Regions from separate parts of the Homo sapiens genome. Here region 1 is linked to region 2. Evidence: chromatin loops called from intact Hi-C (ENCODE). Cell type or tissue: adrenal gland. All regions are shown on one strand. Links, peaks and the distances in the headings refer to the core of each region. The heading gives the core; the rest is flanking DNA.

Region 1 (10,817 bases), core at 1,780-9,779, 55 kb before region 2:
ACAGCAGTTAGTGTTCTGAGAGAAAGGTTTGTGTGAACTCCTAAAGATGCACGTGAAGACTGTGGCAGAAACGTCCACGGTTATCAAATAGCTCTCTCATCACTGAAGAATGCCTTTGTTTTGGAGACAGAAAGGGAAACTCAAATACTTGTCATTTGCTTTCTTCTCTTTGCTATTGCATAGCACTTGGCAGTATTCGGGGAAAAAAAAACACTCAAATAAACAACACTGATTTTTCTTTGAATATAGAAATCCCAGAGCACGCCCACTGGAGACTTGGACTAGGTCTGACCGTTTTTTTCTGTACCTCCTGACACCTAAGCCAAAATGAGCTACAACGCTCTAAATTCTCCTTTGCAGAAGCAAGTGAAGGCCTAAGGCTAAGAGGCATGGCTGTCCCTGGACAGAGATCTCCTCCTACAGCAGCTCTCTCCAACCTCCCTGTGCTTTGACTCTGAGGACCCTGCCACCTCCTGCCCCATTCTCTCTCCTGAGTAACGCTGCTGCAAGGAGCATGTGGGGTGGGGGAGCTGCCTTCAGGGCCGTGCGCCTTCTGTGCCCATTCCCTGACTCTGGCCATCACTGAATATGCCTGTGCCTGGCTGCTGCAGTCTGAGGGAGGGGACACACTGGATCTTGAAAATTTTAAAGTACAGTTGATGTTACCTTCCTTAGAAGATGAAAGGGCATGGGCCACTCTGAGTGCTGGAGCTCCCTGGAGGATGGGGTGGGGTGGGGGAGGCGTGCTTCCCCCCGGGCCCTGCAGTGCTGGCAGGCTGCCCTCGCCAGGCCGTTGATGGTGCCCACCAGCCAAGGGCTATAAATACAGTCACATTTCCCACACACTGTATTTATGTTTCAGAAAATGTCTGCGTTGCATACGTAATGTAGGAGATATAATTATAATATTTCAAAACTGGCCAAATTTCGTGAAATATAAAATAACAGATGGCACCACACAATATTGGTGCGGTGTGCTTCATTTAAATCATAACTGGGGCCTGAAAATGTTCCCATTTCGTGCAGGGTGGTGACGAGAGTGTGTGCTGGGAGGAGGGGGCGGGGTGGTTCCCCTTCTCTGTCCTCTCCAAGCTTTTCTTTCCAAGGAAAGCGGAGTTATCGCGCTAGCGCTATTCGTTCCCGGTAGCCTCGAGGCCGGCCTTGCTAATCTAACCATTGTTTCCTTCCCAGTGTTTCCTTTATCTGGGGAAAAGGAAGTTTGACTTGGAAACTCAAGCTATGGCTTGGACGTTGACAGCCTATCAGATATTAGGCCCCAGTTTTGTGGGTGGCATTGACCCCTCCCAGGTGTCTATTATTCATTAACAACCAAGAAGCTGTTGTTAAAATTTCAAACCTCCAGATACATGTTCTTCTCTTTATCTTCAGCAGTAGCCGTGACACCGGCTGCTCCCACACAGGCATGGGCTGTGCAACATGGAGAATTGGCAGATGGTGCCTGCTTTGTTTTGACCCATTGCTTGTTCTCCACCTTCATCCAAAGCCGAAACAGTCTGAGATGTCACCAGTTCTCAAAAGGTCCTTGGGACACTGGAGTTCAAGTGTGAAATTAGGACACCCTCAAGCCTTGTCTAGAAGCAAGGTTATACTAAGAGACAGCCACACGGTCTCTGCTGCTCAGATCTCCTCAGACCAAACCAAATGGCTCATTGCTCAGATCGATCTGGGTTCATATACACACTTATACACAATCCACATTCCCCAAGCAGTTGCATTTGTTTCTTTTTTCATCCTAATTGCCCTTCTTATCTCACTGAAGAAACCATAATGTTTAGCAGTAAGTTTGCAGATCCCTAAATTGTTCATGAACAATACAGTCATAATGGGCCATGGATGCTGGTTCCCGGCTCTGCTGCCTGGTATGTGAAGTGCTCTGTAACTCAGCTTTTACTGTGTCGAAGGCGGCAGAATCAGCCCCACCTGGGCTGAAATAATCAGTAGGTATCTGCATTTACCCTTTGAAGGGAATTTATTTCCATAGCTCCTGCCTATCACAGATAATTGGGAATCTAAATGTGAGAAAATCATTGATCTTTGGGCAGAACAACATTCAGTGATTGAGGATAACAAATTTCAGCTTCACGGAAGAAACAGCACTGAAGAAAAAGCCATCCTAAAGGGCAGTAAGTTCCCCATCAATGGAGGTATCCAAGTAAGACCTGGGTGGCCACTGGGAAATGATGGCATGGTGGAAGGCATTCCAGAGCCTTGCTTCTCAGAGTGTGGTTCCCAGAACCAGCGGCATCAGTATCAGCTGGAAGCTCCCTGGGGATGCAGATGCTCAGGCCTTGCCTAAGATCCACAGAGCCAGGATCCGCATTTTGGCCAGATCCCTTGGGGGTTTGTATGCATGTTAATGTGTGGAGCACTGCCGGATCGGAGTCCTCATGTACTCATGTTTCTGAGTGAGCTGTTCCAGGTGTATGTGGTTTATCACAAGCCTAGGACTGGCTGTGGCGCTCAGCACCCTCTGAATTCTTACACAGAAAGACCACGGACAAGGAAAGTCTGAGGAGCTGAGGAGGCTCCCCTGACTCCTTCCCTCCTTCATGCTTTTAAGACTGTGGAATTGGGAAGTGGCCCTTTTCTTGGCCTGCTGTCCACTCCACTCCCAACTTGCTGAGGGTGCTGAAATTCACACTGTGGGTTATTCGTTTGAGCTTGAGCATTGAGAGGTCTCATGAAAACGATAGCATCTTAAGTAGATGCAGTAATGCCTTAAGCCGTTATTACCAATTAAGCTATTAATGTTAATTAGTGTATCAATTTGCTATCAAAGAGCAGGTCTTATCATCTTCACATCCCCACTACTCACCATGTTGCCTGAGATACATTATTAGATAATTTATTCTCCATGTATAGCTTTTTCCAAAAAAAGGATTTGGGGTGGCGTGGCCTGGTCCAGTAAATATATGTTAAACCAGAATGGTTCAGAATCTATGGGAGTTAGTCAAGGTACAGGTGGGTAAAAGGATTCTTCGCAGGGAAATTTCTGAGGATGAGGCATCCCAGGGAGCTCTGGACAGCCAGGGGCAGCTGCAGAAAGACAGAACTTATGGTACCTCTTCCACGATGTGCACAGAGAAGACTTGTGACCCTTATACAGAACACACTCTTTGCCTCTTGCCCTTGTGACAGTGGACACTCCAGAACTTGCATGATATGTGCCCAGGCTTACCGATGCAGATGTGCTATGAGGAAGTGGCTAAGAGCATGGGCCCCGGACCCAGGAGAATCCTGGCTATGTCTATTCCTAGTGCAGTAATGGCCTTGGGAAAGTTGCTCAACGTTTTTAATCCTGTACGTCTTTGCCTGTGAAATGAGGATAAGAGTAGGACCATCCAACAGGGTTGTGAGGATGGAATGATGGAACACGCTGTGCTTTGCACAGTGCCCAGCACATAGTAAGTGGTTAGCAAGTAGTAAACGTTGTTGCTGTTGCCATTGTTGTCATTGTTTTGCTAGGGCAAGCTATTTCAACTCGCTTTTGAATATAATCCCACATTCAGACTCAGAATTTCACAGATCATTTTACGACTTTTTAACAGCACCTAAAGATGTATCCTGATCCTGACTTCTTCTCTGGTTGACTTGTGTGCTCCTTGCTGCAGACGTCACTATCATCTCTTCTTTTGTAGATACAGATAGTTTCCTGGGCAACTTTCATTTGCATAAGGGTATGGGAGATCCATATTGCTTTATAAGAAAAAGACAAATCTAGAGGTATTTCATTCAATCTTCACTGTCATATGATTGTCAAATATGCTCTCCAAAGAAGTCTTCAACCATGAGGACAAAATACTAAAGATGGAACTAAGTGAAATAAGTTATTACCAAGTTCCTTATCCATTCTGCAGGCAGAACTCCTCCTACATTTAAACAAACCCATGTGAAGGAAAACTAGACCGAAAGACTAAGGATGACTCCTTTTTCTTAATTTTTTTTTTCTAGGAAGGTTAATTTGTTGATGAGGATACACAAGAATGTCCAGGATATCCTTTCATCTTCCCATGTCCTCATGCTGAGCTGCTTCGGAGGAAAGGTTTACATATCTTTCAACTTTCTCTAAAAAACAAGAACCTGGGGTACAAGGAAATAGGGTTTCGTGCCTTAGGCTGGGTGTGCTGAGGGCATTCACTAGTTTTCCCACGAATGTTCTTTCATTCCAGGATCCCATCCAGGATACCATATTGCATTTAGTCATCATGTCTCCTTAGTATCTTCTGAACTGTGTCCAACACAGAAATCCAATTTTGTCAACATTTCACCACAAGCCGGGGAAGGATGCTGCCCGTTTCTCAGCTATTTTACAATCACTATTGAGTTCCTACTGTGTGAGACAAGGACAAGTTTACCAGCTGGGGATGGTTATGGAGAGGTGCAGAAATAGTTACTATACCTTGTGACACCTACTGTAACAGGAAATATACGAGGCACTATAATATCCCTGAAAATAAATGGATGATTCTTGCCAGGAAGATACAACAGCCCAATTCATATTTTCTGGTAGAGGGTTCATTGGGATGAACCTCGTGGTCAAATGAATCAATTGAATTGGGATGTCCATTTATGTAAGAGATTGTGTTTCAACACAGTTCAGAAAGAAAAAAAAACGCCCATGAGCATCGCTCCTATGAACCGATGATTAACAGAGAGTGTTGGAGGGTTACATTCATAGAGCTCGGCTTTTCCAGTCCAGCTGTGAAATGGAGGTGTGGGGTCTGCTTGAGACAGATCTGGGTTGGGGTCTGGAGTGGTAAGTGGCCCCCCAGTCTTTCTCTGTCTCTTCATAGCCGGTATTCTTGGAAAGTTGTCTATGTGTTTGTCCTCTCTCCTTTCTTCACCTTCTACTCATCTTCCAACCCACAGGAGGTTAGCTTCTACTCCCTTACTGCTACAAAGGAGTTTTTTCTAAGGCCATTAATGCCCTCCCTGACAATCAGGTAACAGAAGAAAGTTAACACTCATCGTAGCCAGTTGCTGCATTGTCCATCACTCCCTCCTCATGAAGGCCCTCTCTTCTCCTGGATTTTGTAACATGACCCTCTCTTAATCTGCTCCCACTTTTCTCTCTGCTCATTCCTGGCAAGTATTTTTTAGTCAAGCCATTGAAAAGATAAGACTCAGTTCTAGGTTTCCTTATTCCTGTATATGTTTCCCAAGATCATCTCATTTTTTGACATTGTGGCTGGCATCAATTACTGTAGAGCTTAAAGAGTACAATTCATCATTTCTCTCTCCCCACCGGCTTCTGAAAGAGCTGAGAAACACCAAGTCAAACAGGCATCAAACTATCAATCTTATTACTAGTAAGGCTGAACTGGAGAATGCAGTCTTGATTCAAGTCCAAAATGAGCTTCTCATTTAACAGCCTCCTTTCTCCCAGTTGATCTCATTCATTTGGCCACAGGCAAAATAATTTGTCAACTGTAGCTGTAGGCCTCCCTCTGCAGAGCCAGGGCCTGCCAGTGGCTTATCACCCAGAGGAGGAAGGAACAGAAAGGAGGACACACATGAACTCCAGATAGCCCTTTTAAGGGGAGAAAGGCAGCGAGAAAGAGGGAGAGAGGGCCAGATGGAGGGAGCAGGGCGGGAGACACAAAACGAATAAATGTGTGTGAGCAGAGCCTGGTAATACATTAACCCTGCCTAGTGGAGAAACAAGGACTCAGACATGTCAGACCTTTGTCATCTCTCTAATTAGAGAAATCAATCTTATTCCTGTGGGGGAAGAGCAGTGGGAAGCAAAGGACAGACAGCAGCTTCTTAATATTTTTCCTGAGAAGGCAAAAGTCTCTATTACCTGAACCTGAAGAAACTTGGAGAGAGGGAGTGACGACTCCTTCAATTGCTGCTTATGCCACGCAGCTTACAAAGTCTTGGCCTGTGTTGAGTTATTACTGTGTGCCAGGCACTATGCTCATGGCTTCGTGTCCATGGTCTCAGATCTTCATGTCAACTCTGAGGTTGGGGGGTGGGAATTGTTAAGGAAATTAAGCTTGGAGAGTTTCAGGTCACACCGACTGTCGGGAATGGATACAGGATTGGAGGCCAGGCAGTCTGACTCTAGAGCAATGAGCTGTTGTGATGTGTTGTGATGCTGCTTCCCCAGCAGAACCCATGACTGCACTCTTCAGCCAGGTCTGAGTTCACTGTGTCCTTTCTCATTCATTGACACTATGTCCGTGCATCTGTGCAGAAACAGAACCAGGAATCGAGGGGTCAGATTTGGAAATTCTGCTGCCCCTGTTCCCATCACCACCAAATTCTGTGGCTTGTGTTTCCTAAAACTCTACAGTCCGGTAGTGGGTGTCCGTGCCCATTGCCATCATCTAGTGCTTTAGACAAAGCTGCTCTTGTTCATGCCTGGACTGATGCAGTGCACTTCCGACTGTCCCCGCCCCATCCATGTCTGCTCCTTTCCAATTCATTCTACACATTGCACCCAGAATGCTCATGCACACTTCCTTCCCCAAACTTATAAATCATCACTAGTTCTCCCTCAGTGTCAGGATGGAGACAACGCTGCTCAGCAGAGCCTGTGGTCTCCCTAGGATTTGGCCTTCCTCTGCTCCTCCACCCTCACCAGCCCTGGCCACCTGGGCCTTCTTTCAGTTCCTTAAATGGGCCCTGGTCATTTCCCGCACGTGCATCCCCCTAACCTGAATTACTTTCATTCATCCCTGAGATCTCAGATGAAATCTCTCCTCCTGAGGGAAGGCTTCCCTGGCCTGTTAAACCAGGTTCAGCCTCCCGCTTCTCCTCTCTTAATACAGTGCCCCTCCATTTCGGGTAATCGTCACGGTGATAATTCCTGTCTATGTGCATGATTATTTAACAAAAGTCTCTACTTCCCTGTGGACTTTAAATTCAGGGTCCAGAGGCCTTGTCTGGTGTTACCGTCTTGTATCTCAAGTGTCTAGTATAGAGTCTAACCAGAATATTCTCAATAAATGCCATTGGCTCCTCTTATGATGACGGTGATGCCTAACATCAACTGAATACTTTTGCATGCCAGACACTGTTCTCAGTGCTTCTTAACACATGTTGCCATCCTTTCTCACACTGGCATGAGGAGGTAGTTACTTTCTTTATCCCCATTGTATCGATGAGGAGACTGAAGATAGCAGACACCGAGGCGTGCTGCCTGGAGGGACTGAGTGTCAGAGCCAGATCCCAAACCCAGGTCTGTTTGGATGCTTGCCATGAGGCTCTGCTGCCTCGGAAGCATCCATTGCTGGACTGTTTATCTGAGAGCTGGAAAGAGAAGAAATCAAAATCTTAGTTATCTGTGAAATGGCCTAACCCCCTATTGCATATATGTTGGGTGTCTTCGTCACTTGACTGAGACAAAAGTTATTTGTGACTGTGTCAAATGTAAGTTTCCATATTTCTGATTTTTTAAAGACTGGAAGAGGGCTGAGAAAAACCAGACCAAGAACCAGAGCCAAGAATAAAGTGCCCTGGGGCATGCCGCAGGGAGTAGAGAGCATGGGTGTGCAGGGATGCAGGCAGGAGCGGGCGGACAAGGCAAATCAAGACATCAAGGAGGAAGGAGTCTAACGGCAGGGCCAGGGAGTTGGAAGAGCCCTCCGTGTGGTTGCATGCAAGCCCACACTCTGGAAGGAAACTTCGTATGGGTAGGGCAGGCTGCAGAAAGAGTTTGACGAAGAGTTTCCTCAAGTGACACCCTGAGAAGCAGTCAGCTGGAGGTCAGTGTGGGGGTGTAGAGACCTTTCCACCTGGCATGCGATCCAGGAAACTTCCATGTGGGAATCTTCGGGATCCGCTTGAGAATAAGACTTGCTAGAAATCAATACGTCAGGTTGTTGCTGGACCAGTAATGACAACAGTGGCCCTTTATTGAGCTCCTAAGCGCTGTGCTGAGTGCTTTACAGACTTTCTCTCACTTACTCCTCATGGCAGCACTGTGGGATGAACATTCTTATCTTAATTCATCAGGTAAGGAAATAGGGACTCAGAGAGGGGAGGGCAGCTGTCTAAGGTTACACAGCAGGATTCTGACTCAGGCCTATCTGATCTCAAAGTCTCTTCACTCTCTGAATTCTGCCTGTTGGAGTATGGCTTGTGGCCTACACCACAAAAGTGATTTTGTAGGGACCCTTGATGTTCATTCATTCATTCACGCATCTCTACGTTCATTCCATACATATTTACTGAATTCCTCCTGGAGACTGAGGCTGCAGTGAAGAACAGCAGTGCTGAGAAGGCCCTGGCCACAGATGCAAGAAACAAAAGTGACGATCCTCAAGCCAACACAGGTTTCCTGTTTACTAGTGTCCCCAGTGGGCGGTGATAGCACAGGTTGTGACACTTTTTTCCAGAAAAGTGGCACAAGGTAAGGAGCCTGCACAAGGGAAGGAGGCCGCACAAGGTGAGGAGGCTGCACAAGGGGGAGGAGGCTGCACAGAGGGACGAGGCTGCACAGGGGGAGAAGGCCACACTGGGGCAGGAGGCTGCACAGGGGGAGGAGGCCACACTGAAGTAGGAGGCCACACTGAAGGAGGAGGCCGCACAGGGGCAGGAGGCCACATAGGGGGAGGAGGCCACACTGGGGGCAGAGGCCACACAGGGGGAGGAGGTTGTGCTAAAGGAGGAGGCTGCACAGGGGGAGGAGGCCACACAGGGGGAGGAGGCCGCACTGGGGCAGGAGGTCGCACATGGGGAAGAGGCCACACTGAAGGAGGAGGCCACACGGGGAGGAGGCCATATTGAAGGAGGAGGCTGTACAGGGGGAGGAGGCTACACAGGGGGAGGAGGCCACAATGAAGAAGGAGGCTACACAGGGCGAGGAGGCCACACAGGGGAAGGAGGCCACACTGAAGGAGGGGGCCACACAGGGGGAGGAGGCCGCACTGGGGGCAGAGGCCACACTGGGGCAGGAGGTCGCACATGGGGCTGGAGGCCACATTGAAGGAGAAGGCCACACAGGGGAAGGAAGCCACACAAGGGGAGGAGGCCATACTGAAGGAGGAAGCTGCACAGGGGGAGGAGGCCACACAGGGGGAGGAAGCTGCACAGGGGGAGGAGGCCATACTGAAGGAGGAGGCTGCACAGGGGGAGGAGGCTGCACAGGGGAGGAGGCCGCACAGGAGGAGGAGGCTGCACAGGGGGAGGAGGCCACGCTGAAGGAGGAGGCTGCACAGGGGGAGGAGGCCACACAGGGAGGAGGCCACACAGGGGGAGGAGGCTGCACAGGGGAGGAGGCCACGCTGAAGGAGGAGGCTGCACAGGGGAGGAGGCCGCACAGGAGGAGGAGGCTGCACAGGGGGAGGAGGCTGCACAGGGGGAGGAGGCTGCACAGGGGAAGGAGGCTGCACACGGGAGGAGGCCACGCTGAAGGAGGAGGCTGCACAGGGGAGGAGGCCGCACAGGAGGAGGAGGCTGCACAGGGGGAGGAGGCTGCACAGGGGAAGGAGGCTGCACAGGGGAGGAGGCCACGCTGAAGGAGGAGGCTGCACAGGGGGAGGAGGCTGCACAGGGGGAGGAGGCTGCACAGGGGAAGGAGGCCATGCTGAAGGAGGAGGCCACACAGGGGAGGAGGCCGCACAGGGGGAGGAGGCTGCACTGTGGGAAGAGGCTGCACAGGGGAAGGAGGCCATACAAGGTGGGGTGAGGGGCCTGCATGAGTCAGGAGCCTGCTGTGGTCCCTTTTCACTCTGAGATCAGAGAACGGGCGATACCCTGTATGTCATCACCAGCTGATGTTTCTGTCTGTGGTCCACGGAAACCAAGGGCTCTTGACACAGATTAGCCCCTGTGCTCCGGGCTGTTCCCTGGCCTCTATGGGGAGGAGGGGCCTCACTTACCAACATGGCTTCTTGCTTCCGAATGCCTTGTTCTCCCAAAGCCAAAATCGGTACTCAGTCCTGCTCCCTTTCCTTCTGTGGAACCAGCTGCTTCACTACCCCCCACTCCCTCCCTCTCTCATTTCTCTCCATCCTGGTGGGTAAAGGGCCTTTTCTTTGTACTGTCATGCAAATGTGTGAGTCTCTTCCACAAAGTGTGTACTTAAGAAGGGGGCGAGGGAGCATCATGCAAAACGAGGTAAGCAGGTTTTGGTGGTTGTTTTTAAAACAGTTTTCTCTCCTGCTTGAATATGTCACTGAAGAATATTACTCTTTCAGTTTGCATTTGTGTCTTGGTAAATGGTCTCAGTGTCATTATGCAGATCCTCCCTAGGGACCTCCTCCCTCCCCCACCATTACTAATGCCCACTGGCCTGCTTTGGAGGAGGAACCAAAACCACACTTTCTGGCCCCTCTACTTGTAGGTGCCTGTGAAGGTCACACATGACTTTTTCACCTACTCCTGCTCTTCCAGGTTTCTGAGAACATGAACATCCCTCTCTGGAGGACCATATTATCTCCAACTGATTATAGAAATGTAATGAAGGCTTCATGTGCCACACACTGAGATATCCAGATGGGTAAAATTGAGCCCTTGCAAAATGATCTCTTCACTATTTCTCCTACTTGGGGAGGAAGTTGGATAATTTCTAAGTCTCTGGTGATGTTTTCTTGGGTGAGAATAAAAGCATTCTCAGATTCTCAGTGTTTTAACTTATAGTAATATGAGAGAGAGAGAGAGAGAGAGAGAGAGAGAGAGAGAGAGAGAGAGAGAGACACACTACACTCTAGGTGCAGGGGAGGCCTGGGAGGGTGGGTTGTATATATGAATGAAGTGGGCCCTGGGGCTGCAGTAGCACAGAGGAGCTTCTTTGCCTAGAAGAGCAGCTAGAATTCCAGACGATTTTTATTAGATGGAATGAAGAA
Region 2 (10,817 bases), core at 1,171-9,170:
ATGTAACAGATGTTAACACTATTTGGATAGCAGGAGAAAATATTAAACAAAGCTAGGCACCATTTTTCTTTCCTATTGGGAATGCGATGGAGATGTTGTGTAAGGAAACTTGCTTTCATGCCCACTAGTTCCTCTGACCCTGCCTGCCCCTCGCCCGAAATCCCTGGTTCCCAAGACTTTTTCCCTCACTCTCCACTTTCCATATGGGCTGGTTTGCTGCCAGGTCAGCAAAAACGTTGACTTCTGGAGGGAGCTGGACGGCTTTTCAGCTTGTCCTCAGTGGACAGGGAGCATTGTGTCACCGTCCTTCAGTGACTGCAGTGGCATAAATACCATGGTGGTTCCAGGTCAAGATCCAACGCTGGCCCTGTAGCTTCCAGGCTTGGGATTTGTGGACTTGAACATGTAGGAGAACCTCATGTGCCTCATTGTAGTCATCTGTACAGTGGTAACAATCTTACCACATATCACACAGGGTTCTTGTAAACATAAAGCCATCATTCCATCTTAGAGCCTGTTGGGTTCCATAACTCCATCCATGGTAGCTGTTATTCTTACATCTAAAGTGACCACAGATCACTCCTCTGGCCTGCCTTGTTTTATAAGATTCATTTCTCATGCTTAAATCCTTTTTGCAGTTCTCCTTTGGGACCTCCCTGGTTTTCATATCCTTCCTATTAAGTGGAGCATAAAATCAGATGTGCGACGCTACTGGACTTTGGTTCCAATAAGGCCTGCATCTATGTGCCTACATTTGTCTTGCAGCTGAGACCGCACTTGTTCTTTGAGTAACTGTTAAGCTTTAGCCAGATGGGTGGGGAGAAGGACCCACTATATTTTCAAGTACAGTTGTCTTAGGCCCTGGGAGGCCCAGATGGTGCGAGGAAGGCTGGAGAGAAGGGGCCCTGCGCGATATTGTGCCCGGTTTCCTGGGATTGCTCTAGTTCTGACTCTCTTTTCTCTGACTCTTCTGGGTCTCGTCTGTGTCCTTTCACTGCCTCAGTCTCTCTGTCTCCTCTTCTGTCTCCCTCTGTCTCTGGCCCTTCCACATTTGGCTCTGGCATTGTCTCTACTTCATGTCTTGACCCAGCAAAGGTAGAATTTCAGGCCTTCCTTGCCAGCTTTGGAAGGGAGTAAAGCAGAAAACGCAGGGAAGCCAGGAGAGGTGCTCCTGGGAGAGACCTGGGCTCACTCTGGACTCTGAACTGGACCCCTTCAGAGCTCCTGTACACACTCAGAGGTGTTGGAATGAAGGGAAGCCTTGGAGCAACCGCCGCTTGCCCGGCACCCTCTCCTCTCCTCTCCGGTGGTGCAGAGATGCTGCCTTGGCCCCCGGCCCTCACACAGCCTGGCCTGTAATTTATACAAGTGCAGCTGATGTTCCCTTTTAAATTGACAAAAGCAGAGGATGGAGCCTGGGAAGCCTTCTGACCCTGGTGCCCTGGTCCGTGAAACTGACAGGCAGTGTGCAGTGCACTGTCTCTCGATTCACTTGCAGTGGGGAGATGCTGGTTAATTTGCCGGGACTCAGAGGTGACCCAGGTTTAATAAAGAGGATTAATGGATTTGAGCTAAAGGTCTTGGCTGTTTCAAGCAGATAGCCTCTTCCTTCTAAGACAGTTTGCAGCCTTTTGCTGAGTTCCTTCTCTTTGGGGAAATAGCACAAACTGCCTATTTAAAGGGGCCTTCCTTTTCCTTTCCTGCTTGACACTAGCTGGACTGAGCTGGCTGTGTGCTCTGTACGCATACTCAAAGCCAGAGGCATGAGGGCCCAAAGGAGAAATGCTGTTAACAAGAGCGACGTGACCAAAATCTCACTTTCACACTGTGCTGGTGGGAGCTTCCACCTGTCCAGAAAGCATCGTAGTAACAAGAATCAAAGCTCCTAAAATATTAGAAGTCAGGAGATTAGTTATTAAGTGAATCGGGGGGGACCAGAGAAAGGAAACGCTCAATGAAAGGCAATCCAAAAAATGAAGCAAGAAGTGAAGGGAGAAATATTCAAGGAAATAGATAGCTTAAAGAAAAAACTATCAAAAATTCAGGAAACTTTGGACACACTTTTAGAAATGCAAAATGCTCTGGAAACTCTCAACAATAGAATTGAACAAGTAGAAGAAAGAAATTCAGAGCTTGAAGAAAAGGCCTTCAAATTAACCCAATCCAACAATGACAAAGAAAAAAGAATAAGAAAATATGAACAAAGACTCCAAGAAGTTTGGGATTATGTTAAACGACCAAACATAAGAATAATTGGTGAAAAAGCATTAGACAAAATCCAGCATCCCTTTATGATTAAAACTCTCAGCAAAATCGGCATACAAGGGACACACTTTAATGTAATAAAAGCCATCTATGACAGACGCACAGCCAACATAATACTGAATGGGGAAAAGTTGAAAGCATTACCTCTGAGAACGGGAACAAGACAGGGATGCCCACGCTCACCACTCCTCTTCAATATAGTACTGGAAGTCCTAGCAAGAGAAATCAGACAAGGGAAAGAAATAAAGGCCATCCAAATTGGTAAAGAGGAAGTCAAACTGTCCCTGTTTGCTGACAATATAATCGTTTACCTTGAAAACCCTAAGGACTCCTCCAGAAAGCTCCTAGAACTGATAAAAGAATTCAGCAAAGTTTCTGGATACAAGTTTAATGTACACAAATCAGTAGCTCTTCTATATACCAACAGTGACCAAGTGGAGAATCAAATTAAGAACTCAACCCCTTCTTACAATAGCTGCAAAAGCTATAAAATACTTAGGAATATACCTAACAAAAGAATCAAAAGACTTCTACAAGGAAAACTACAAAACAATGCTGAAAGAAATCATAGATGACACAAACAAATGGAAACACATCCCACGCTCATGGATGGGTAGAACCAACATTGTGAAAATGACCATACTGTCAAAAGCAATCTACAAATGCAACACATCCCCATCAAAATACCACCATCCTTCTTCACAGAGTTAGAGAAAACAATTCTAAAATTCATATGGAACCAAAAAATAACCTGCATAGCCAAAGCAAGATTAAGCAAGAAGGACAAATCTGGAGGCGTCACACTACCTGATTTCAAACTGTACTATTAGGCCATAGTCAGCAAAACAGTGTGGTACTGGTATAAAAATAGGCACATAGACCAATGGAACAGAATAGGGAACCCAGAATTAAACCCAAATACTTATAGCCAACTAATCTTTGACAAAGCAAACAAAAACATAAAGTGGGAAAAGACACCCTTTTCCACAAATGATGCTGGGATAATTGGCTAGCCACATGTAGGAGAATGAAACTAGATCCTCATCTCTCACATTATACAAAAGTCAACTCAAGGTGGATTAAGGACTTAAGCCTAAGATGTGAAACTATAAAAATTCTAGAAGATAACGTTGGTAAAACCCTTCCAGACATTGGCTTAGGCAAGGTTTTCATGACCAAGAACCCAAAAGCAAATGCAATAAAAACAATGATAAATAGCTGGGACCTAATTAAACAAAAGCGCTTTTGCAGGGCAAAAGGAACAGTCAGCAGAGTTAACAGACAACCCACAGAGGGGGAGAAAATCTTCACAATCTATACATCTTACAAAGGACTAATATCCAGAATCTACAACAAAGTCAAACAAATCAGTAAGAAAAAAAAAATCCCATCAAAAGGTGGGTTAAGGATACGAATAGACAATTCTCAAAAGAAGATATACAAATGGCCAACAGACATATGAAAAAATGCTCAATATCACTAATGGTCAAAGAAATGCAAATCAGAACCACAATGCGATACCACCTTACTTTTGCAAGAATGGCCATAATAAAAAAATCAAAAAACGGTAGATGCTGGTGTGGATGCGGTGATCAGGGAACGCTTCTCCACTGCTGGTGGGAAAGTAAACTAAAACAGCCACTATGGAAAACAGTGTGGAGATTCCTTAAAGAACTAAAAGTAGAACTACCATTAGATCCAGCAATCCCACTACTGGGTATCTACCCAGAGGAAAAGAAGTCATTATTCGAATAATATACTTGCATACGCATGTTTATAGCAGTGCAATTCACAATTGCAAAATCGTGGAACCAACCCAAATACCAATCAATCAATGAGTGGATAAAGAAACTGTGGTATATATACAATGGAATACTACTCAGCCATAAAAAGGAATGAATTAATGGCATTTGCAGTGACCTGAATGAGACTGGAGACTATTATTCTAAGTGAAGTAACTCAGGAATGGAAAACCAAACATTGTATGTTCTCACAGATATAAAGGAGCTAAGCTATGAGGATGCAAAGGCATAAGAATGATACAATGAACTTCGGTGACTTGGGGGAAAGAGTGGCAGGGGGCAAGGGATAAAAGACTACAAATATGGTACAGCATATACTGCTTGGGTGATGCACCAAACTCTCACAAATCACCACTAAAGAAGTTACTCATGTAACCAAATACCACCTGTACCCCAATAACTTATGGAAAAATAAAATTGAAAAAACTTTTATTTTATTTTATTTTATTATTTTATTATTATTATACTTTAAGTTTTAGGGTACATGTGCACAATGTGCAGGTTAGTTACATATGTATACATGTGCCATGTTGGTGTGCTGCACCCATTAACTCGTCATTTAGCATTAGGTATATCTCCCAATGCTATCCCTCCCCCGTCCCCCCGCCCCACAACAGTCCCCAGAGTGTGATGTTCCCCTTCCTGTGTCCATGTGTTCTCATTGTTCAATTCCCACCTATGAGTGAGAACATGCAGTGTTTGGCTTTTTGTTCTTGCTATAGTTTACTGAGAATGATGGTTTCCAGCTTCATCCATGTCCCTACAAAGGACATGAACTCATCATTTTTTATGGCTGCATAGTATTCCATGGTGTATATGTGCCACATTTTCTTAATCCAGTCTATCATTGTTGGACATTTGGCTTGGTTCCAAGTCTTTGCTATTGTGAATAGTGCCGCAATAAACATACGTGTGCTTGTGTCTTTATAGCAGCATGATTTATAGTCCTTTGGGTATATACCCAGTAATGGGATGGCTGGGTCAAATGGTATTTCTAGTTCTAGATCCCTGAGGAATCGCCACACTGACTTCCACAATGGTTGAACTAGTTTACAGTCCCACCAACAGTGTAAAAGTGTTCCTATTTCTCCACATCCTGTCCAGCACCTGTTGTTTCCTGACTTTTTAATGATCGCCATTCTAAGTGGTGTGAGATGGTATCTCATTGTGGTTTTGATTTGCATTTCTCTGATGGCCAGTGATGGTGAGCATTTTTTTATGTGTTTTTTTGGCTGCATAAATGTCTTCTTTTGAGAATGAGAAGTGTCTGTTCATGTCCTTTGCCCACTTTTTGATGGGGTTGTGTGTTTTTTTTTTTTGTAAATTTGTTTGAGTTCATTGTTGATTCTGGATATTGGCCCTTTGTCAGATGAGTAGGATGTGAAAATTTTCTCCCATTTTGTGGGTTGCCTGTTCACTCTGATGGTAGTTTCTTTCGCTGTGCAGAAGCTCTTTAGTTTAATTAGATCCCATATGTCAATTTTAAAGACTTAAACGTTAGACCTAAAACCATAAAAACCCTAGAAGAAAACCTAGGCATTACCATTCAGGACATAGGCATGGGCAGGGACTTCATGTCTAAAACATTAAAAAACTCTTAAAATATTATGCATACTCTTTGACACAACAATTTTATTTTTATGATTTTATCTTATGTAGTAATTAAGATGACTGCAATGATGTCCACTAAATGCATGCTTATTTTTTTTTTAAATGGAGACAAAGAGATGTATAACAATAGAGAAATAGGTTATACTGCCTTTATGCAGTGGAATAATGGTTATTAAGAAAAGATGTTGTAGAAGTGTCTTATTGGTTTGAAATATATTCATGGGTTATAAAATGCTATGTTTAAACTCATTTCTGTAAAAAAAAGTATGCATGTACACATGGGGGAAGGCTATGCACCCATGTGACTGAACGAGATTCGAGGTGACTTTATTTTGGTGCCTTGTGTATTTATCCTCACTTTCTACTTATGTCTACAGTTGTATGTCATTTGTGTAATAATGGCAGCAAGAGCCCTTCATGGATCTCCCCAAAGGGTGCTGGGTGGCCCCTGAGGCCTGCCCGGCGTGCAAGGCTCCAGGCTTAAGCAGGCTGGCTTCCTGTGCTCTTACCATCTTCTCTCAGAAGGGTACAGGCCAGAGGCTCCCAGCCAGGATGGGGGTGGCCTTCTGGGGGGCAAGGTCATGAGCTCCTCAATCCTGCGCTTGTCATCACTGGTCCCAGGTGGTGCATTGGAGAGTTTTGAGGGGAGAGGAGCCCTCAGTTTGAGATGCAGATACTGGGCTCCGAAGGACTGACAGGTGGTCCTTCCCAAAGGGAGCAGAGCCTAACTGAACCCTTCTCCTTGCCTCGTGGTGGTGCCTGATGCTTCTTATGGCATATTCTCCAGTGTGCCTTTCTATCCTGTTTTAAATGACTCCCACAGGGATGGTGCTGCTGTATCCCCAAGGAGACTGCTTCTGCATCTAATAGACTATTCTGCCATGTAATAGACCTCGCAGTTAGGACATTCCCTCAAGTTTCCATTAGCCACTAAGTGCTTATAAATTTCCCGTTAATATTTATTCAGAAATTTTACTGGGCACTGAATTTAAACTTTTTTTTTTTTTTGGCAGTAATTGCCTGCTTAGCTCTTATCTGTCTCCCTGATATTAACATCAGGATTACTTTTTATTTTCCCCTTTGATCGTTGGGCATCATTGTCTCCAACTTAATTCTTCTGCAACCCTGGGACGTGTTTTAGTCTCTAATGACTTATCTCTCCATTCATATGGCCATGTCTTACTTTGTTATTAAAAAAACCCCAGCAACTTCTGAGCAGCCTTTTTACCCATGATTTTAGCCTCAAATCTTCATGACGTTTGGGTTGTTCCTCCCTTTGCTTTTATATAAGGCTGTTATCAAGGGTAGAAAAAGTGTGGGTGAAAAGCTGATTTGGAATGAGAGTTTCGTCTCCTAGGGGATTAAGTACTAAAAGAAAAAAAGGCCAAAAGCATCCATATGAGGCCAGCATTCAGTAGGAAACACATGTTTGTGAAATGGATCCTCTCCCAGAGAAGCAGGACCCAGTGCGGTGGGGAGGCAGGTTGATTCCTAGCTCTGCTGTAGCTCTCCATGGTCCCCACTCCCCCTCTTCCCTTCCTGTCCACTCAGTCTACACCTTTGGCCAGGCTACGTTTTTCCTTAGAGCAGGACAGAGCACTGGCGAGGTTTGCCTGCTGAAAAAGCCAGCATATGCAGTCATGATGAGAGCTTCCCATGTGTTCCTTCTGTGGATGAGACCCCATGTATGATTCTAGGCACTGATTTGAGCGTGCTTTCCTCATCTCCTCTCCTGCCTACCCCAGGCTATTCTAAGTTTTAATCAAGGTGTGACACTTGCTGTGGGAGCCCAGGATAGAAAGGCCTCGTGAGTGAGAATACAAGAGTTCTGCTATTTCTGGGTCTTGCCTGATTGGAGTTCCTGATCCTTCTTTCACTTTTCCTGACCTCATGTTCCCCCTGGCATTTCGGCTCTGCTAACTGAATGGTAAATGCTCAGTGCTTCCCTTTCTTGATGTGCTGGAAGCGACTCTCTCTCCAAGGACCTGTGGCCAGAAAAGGGGTTCTGGTCTATAGAAAGGGATCAACGAGAAGATTTCAAACCTCATCATGCTGCTGCAGCCTGCCTCAGTCACATTCTGCCTCTGGGCGATTTTCTGGGATTCCTCGCATAGCTTATGGGTACTTTTTACCCATGTTTCCCCTTTCCCAGTGCTCCCTGATGTCCTTAGTGGAAATAGAAAGCAGGAATTCCTTAGACAAGGATCTGCAGAGAGGGTGGGGGAAATATTGTTTATGAGCAGGAGCCAAACTATAACCACACAATAAGAATGTTCCCAGCCCAGCCTCTTCTCCTCTCAAGAGGACCGTTACAGTGAAATCGATCAAATGAACTGTTTTTCTCCCCTCACCTAGTGTGTCGTGGTGCCTTCCAAAAATGAGTGGAAAGAGACATTTTTCAAGGCTGTGTGATGCTGAGGGGAAGGTGTAAAGTGACTAGGAGGCCTCAACATAGGTGGGACGTGAGCCCTGGCAAGCCCAGCAAGGGAGTGTCTGGGCTGACTTCTGCACACCCATTGATTGCCTCCTCACTTCTCTTCCTGCCTGAGGTTGTCGACCTGGGCATCATCCGACACTGCACAGACCTTACCCAGTTCATTGACCTTTGATCAACTTTCCCATAGAATTTCACACTGCTGACTTCTCATTCACTCACTCATTCATTCGATAAATGTTTAATAAACACCTACTCACTCTCTGTCAGGCAGTGTTCTAGGTACAGGGGATATAGCAGCAAGCAAGACACTTAGCAATTCTGCCTTCATGCAGCTTCCATTCTAGTGAGAAGAGATTGGCAGTTAAAGAATAAACTCTATGGTATAAGGGGATAAGAGTTATGGAACAGCATAACGTTGACGGGGGCCTAGGGTGAAGGAAGATGACATTTTAAAGATGTAAAGGGGATGAGATAGCAAGCCATGAGGACAGCCATTTGGGATGTAGCCTCTCTGCTGATGTAGGATTATGGCTGGTATATTGGAAGGAGGCCTCAATCATCAAAAAAAGCAAGAAAGGAGGAGAGACTGCCATGGGAGCTTTTATTCTTGTTGAGTTGGAAAGTCATTGGAAGACCATTGTCCACAGAGGAGTGGCATGGTCTCACTTATATCTCCTGGGCTGACCCGGGCTTCCATGTTGAGAGGAGGTGGCTTATTTGGAAGCATATTTGCCTTTTCTTGGGATTCTCACTTTCATTGGCTTTAGTAGCTCACTCCTGACCCTCGTTTTACTTCACTGACCTTGCCTGCCATCCTGGGCCTCCACATGCTTCACTGATGGCTGTATCAATTTATGTCTTACAGAATATGAGATTCAAAAGATGAAAAATTAGGAATATACAATGTTCAAGTATATCTGCATGTAAAATACAAAGAACTCACAGTGAAATATTGAACTACAAAAAAAGCAGGTCATTTGGAGATTTTTCATCTTTAATATGTAGGTCGGGATGGAAATCTCAGAAAGGTGGGTTCCTGTTGAGAATTACAACCTTATGCCACTTTGTTTTTATTCTCACCCTCAGAACTTTTCTCTTGCATGCGTCCTGGGCACAGTGGTGTGCAGGAAACAACAAGCTCTCTGAAGGAGTAAAACAAACCCTGATATGTAGCATTTGCTGATTTTAGGGTATATATCCTTAGCCATAGCTGATTTTAAGCTCCTCATGTATTTGGTATGAGGTACCTAAATCTTCACTTTTATTTACGATAATGGTCTCCAGTTCCATGCATGTTGCTGCAAAAGACATTTCATTTTTTTATGACTGAGTAGTATTCCATGGTGTGTGCATGTGTGCATGTAGGATGTATATGTATGTATAAATATGTATGTGTGTGTATATGTATATGTGTGTGCATGTATAAAAAAATATATATATATATATATGTATATACACACACACACACATTTTCCTCATTTCTCTGTTGATGGACACTTAGCTTGATTCCATAACTTTGCTATTGTAAATAGTGCTGTAATAAACATATGAGTGTGGGTATCTTTTTGAAATAATGATTTATTTCCCTTTGGGTAGATAGCCAGTAGTGGGGTTGATGGATTGAATGGTAGTTCTATTTTGTATTAATTTACATTCCGCCAACAGTGTATAAGCATTTTTTAGTCTCTGCATCCTCACTAACACCTGTTGTTTTTTGACTTTTTAATAATAGTCATTCTGACTGGTGTAAGATAGCATCTTATTGTGTTTTAATGTACATTTCTCTGATTAGTGATGTTCAGCACTTTTAATATGTTTGCTGGCCATTTATACGTCTTCCTTTGAAAAATGTCTGTTTATGTCCTTTGTCCACTTTTAAATGGGGTTATTTGTTTTTTTATTTGTTGAGTTGTTTGAGTTCCTTGTAGATTCTGGATTTAGCCCTTTGTCAGATGCATAGTTTACAGTTTTTTTTTTTAAACCGTTCTTTAGGTGGTCTGTTGACTTTGTTGATTGTTTCTTTTGCTGTGCAGAAGCTTTTAGTTTAATTAAGTCCCATTTATCTATTTTTGGCTTTGCTGAAGTTGCTTTTGGGAACTTGGTCATAAATTCTTTGCCTAGGCCAATGTCCAGAAAAGTTTTTCTTAGGCTTTCTTCTAGGATTTTTATAGTTCCAGGTCTTACCTTTAGGTCTTTAATCCATCTTGAGTTTTTGCATGTGGTGAGAGATAGGGGTCCAGTTTCATTCTTCTGCATATGGGTATCCAATTTTCCCAACACCATTTAGTGAAGAGGGTGTCCTTTCCCCAGTGCACATTTTTGTTGATCCTGTCAAAAACCAGCTGGTTGCAGGTACATGGCTTTTGGGGGTGGGGGGTGGGTTCTCTCTTCTGTCCCATTGATCTATGTGTGTATTTTTATGTCAGTACAATGCAGCTTTGGTTACCATAGCCTTGAAGTATAATTTGAAGTCATGTAGTGTGATGCTTCCAGCTTTGTTCTTTTGCTTGGGATTGCTGTGGCTATTCTGGTTTTTATTTTGTCCCATATAAGATTTAGCATTGTTTTTTATAATTCTGCGAAAAATGACATTGGTAATTTGATAAAGATTGCATTGAATCTGTAGATTGCTTTGGTCAGTAATGATTCTTCCAATCTATAAGCATGGAATTTTTTCCATTTATTAGTGTCATCTATGATTT

The links. Hi-C counts contacts between places; a loop is a spot of excess contacts. Peaks named below come from ENCODE experiments on the same cell type or tissue, not always from the same donor. Only the 100,000 strongest peaks of a DNase experiment are listed, where the experiment ranks them.
Region 1: it touches region 2 in a loop (4-fold over the local background); 1 of 110 quality-filtered maps calls a loop at or near these places.

The regions. Positions count from the first base shown.
Region 1 is chr11:133,544,677-133,555,493 of GRCh38, reverse strand. No RefSeq gene overlaps it. Among named protein-coding and RNA genes, the nearest start is that of OPCML, 18 kb to the right of the region's middle. RefSeq lists enhancers at 42-632, 633-1,224, 8,957-9,875. In adrenal gland, for the core only: no CTCF peak of the experiment used is centred there; a DNase peak (open chromatin) is centred at 5,663.
Region 2 is chr11:133,488,582-133,499,398 of GRCh38, reverse strand. All of the region lies in intron 1 of OPCML (opioid binding protein/cell adhesion molecule like), which reads left to right. Among named protein-coding and RNA genes, the nearest start is that of OPCML, 39 kb to the left of the region's middle. RefSeq lists enhancers at 881-1,381, 1,382-1,882. In adrenal gland, for the core only: no CTCF peak of the experiment used is centred there; no DNase peak of the experiment used is centred there.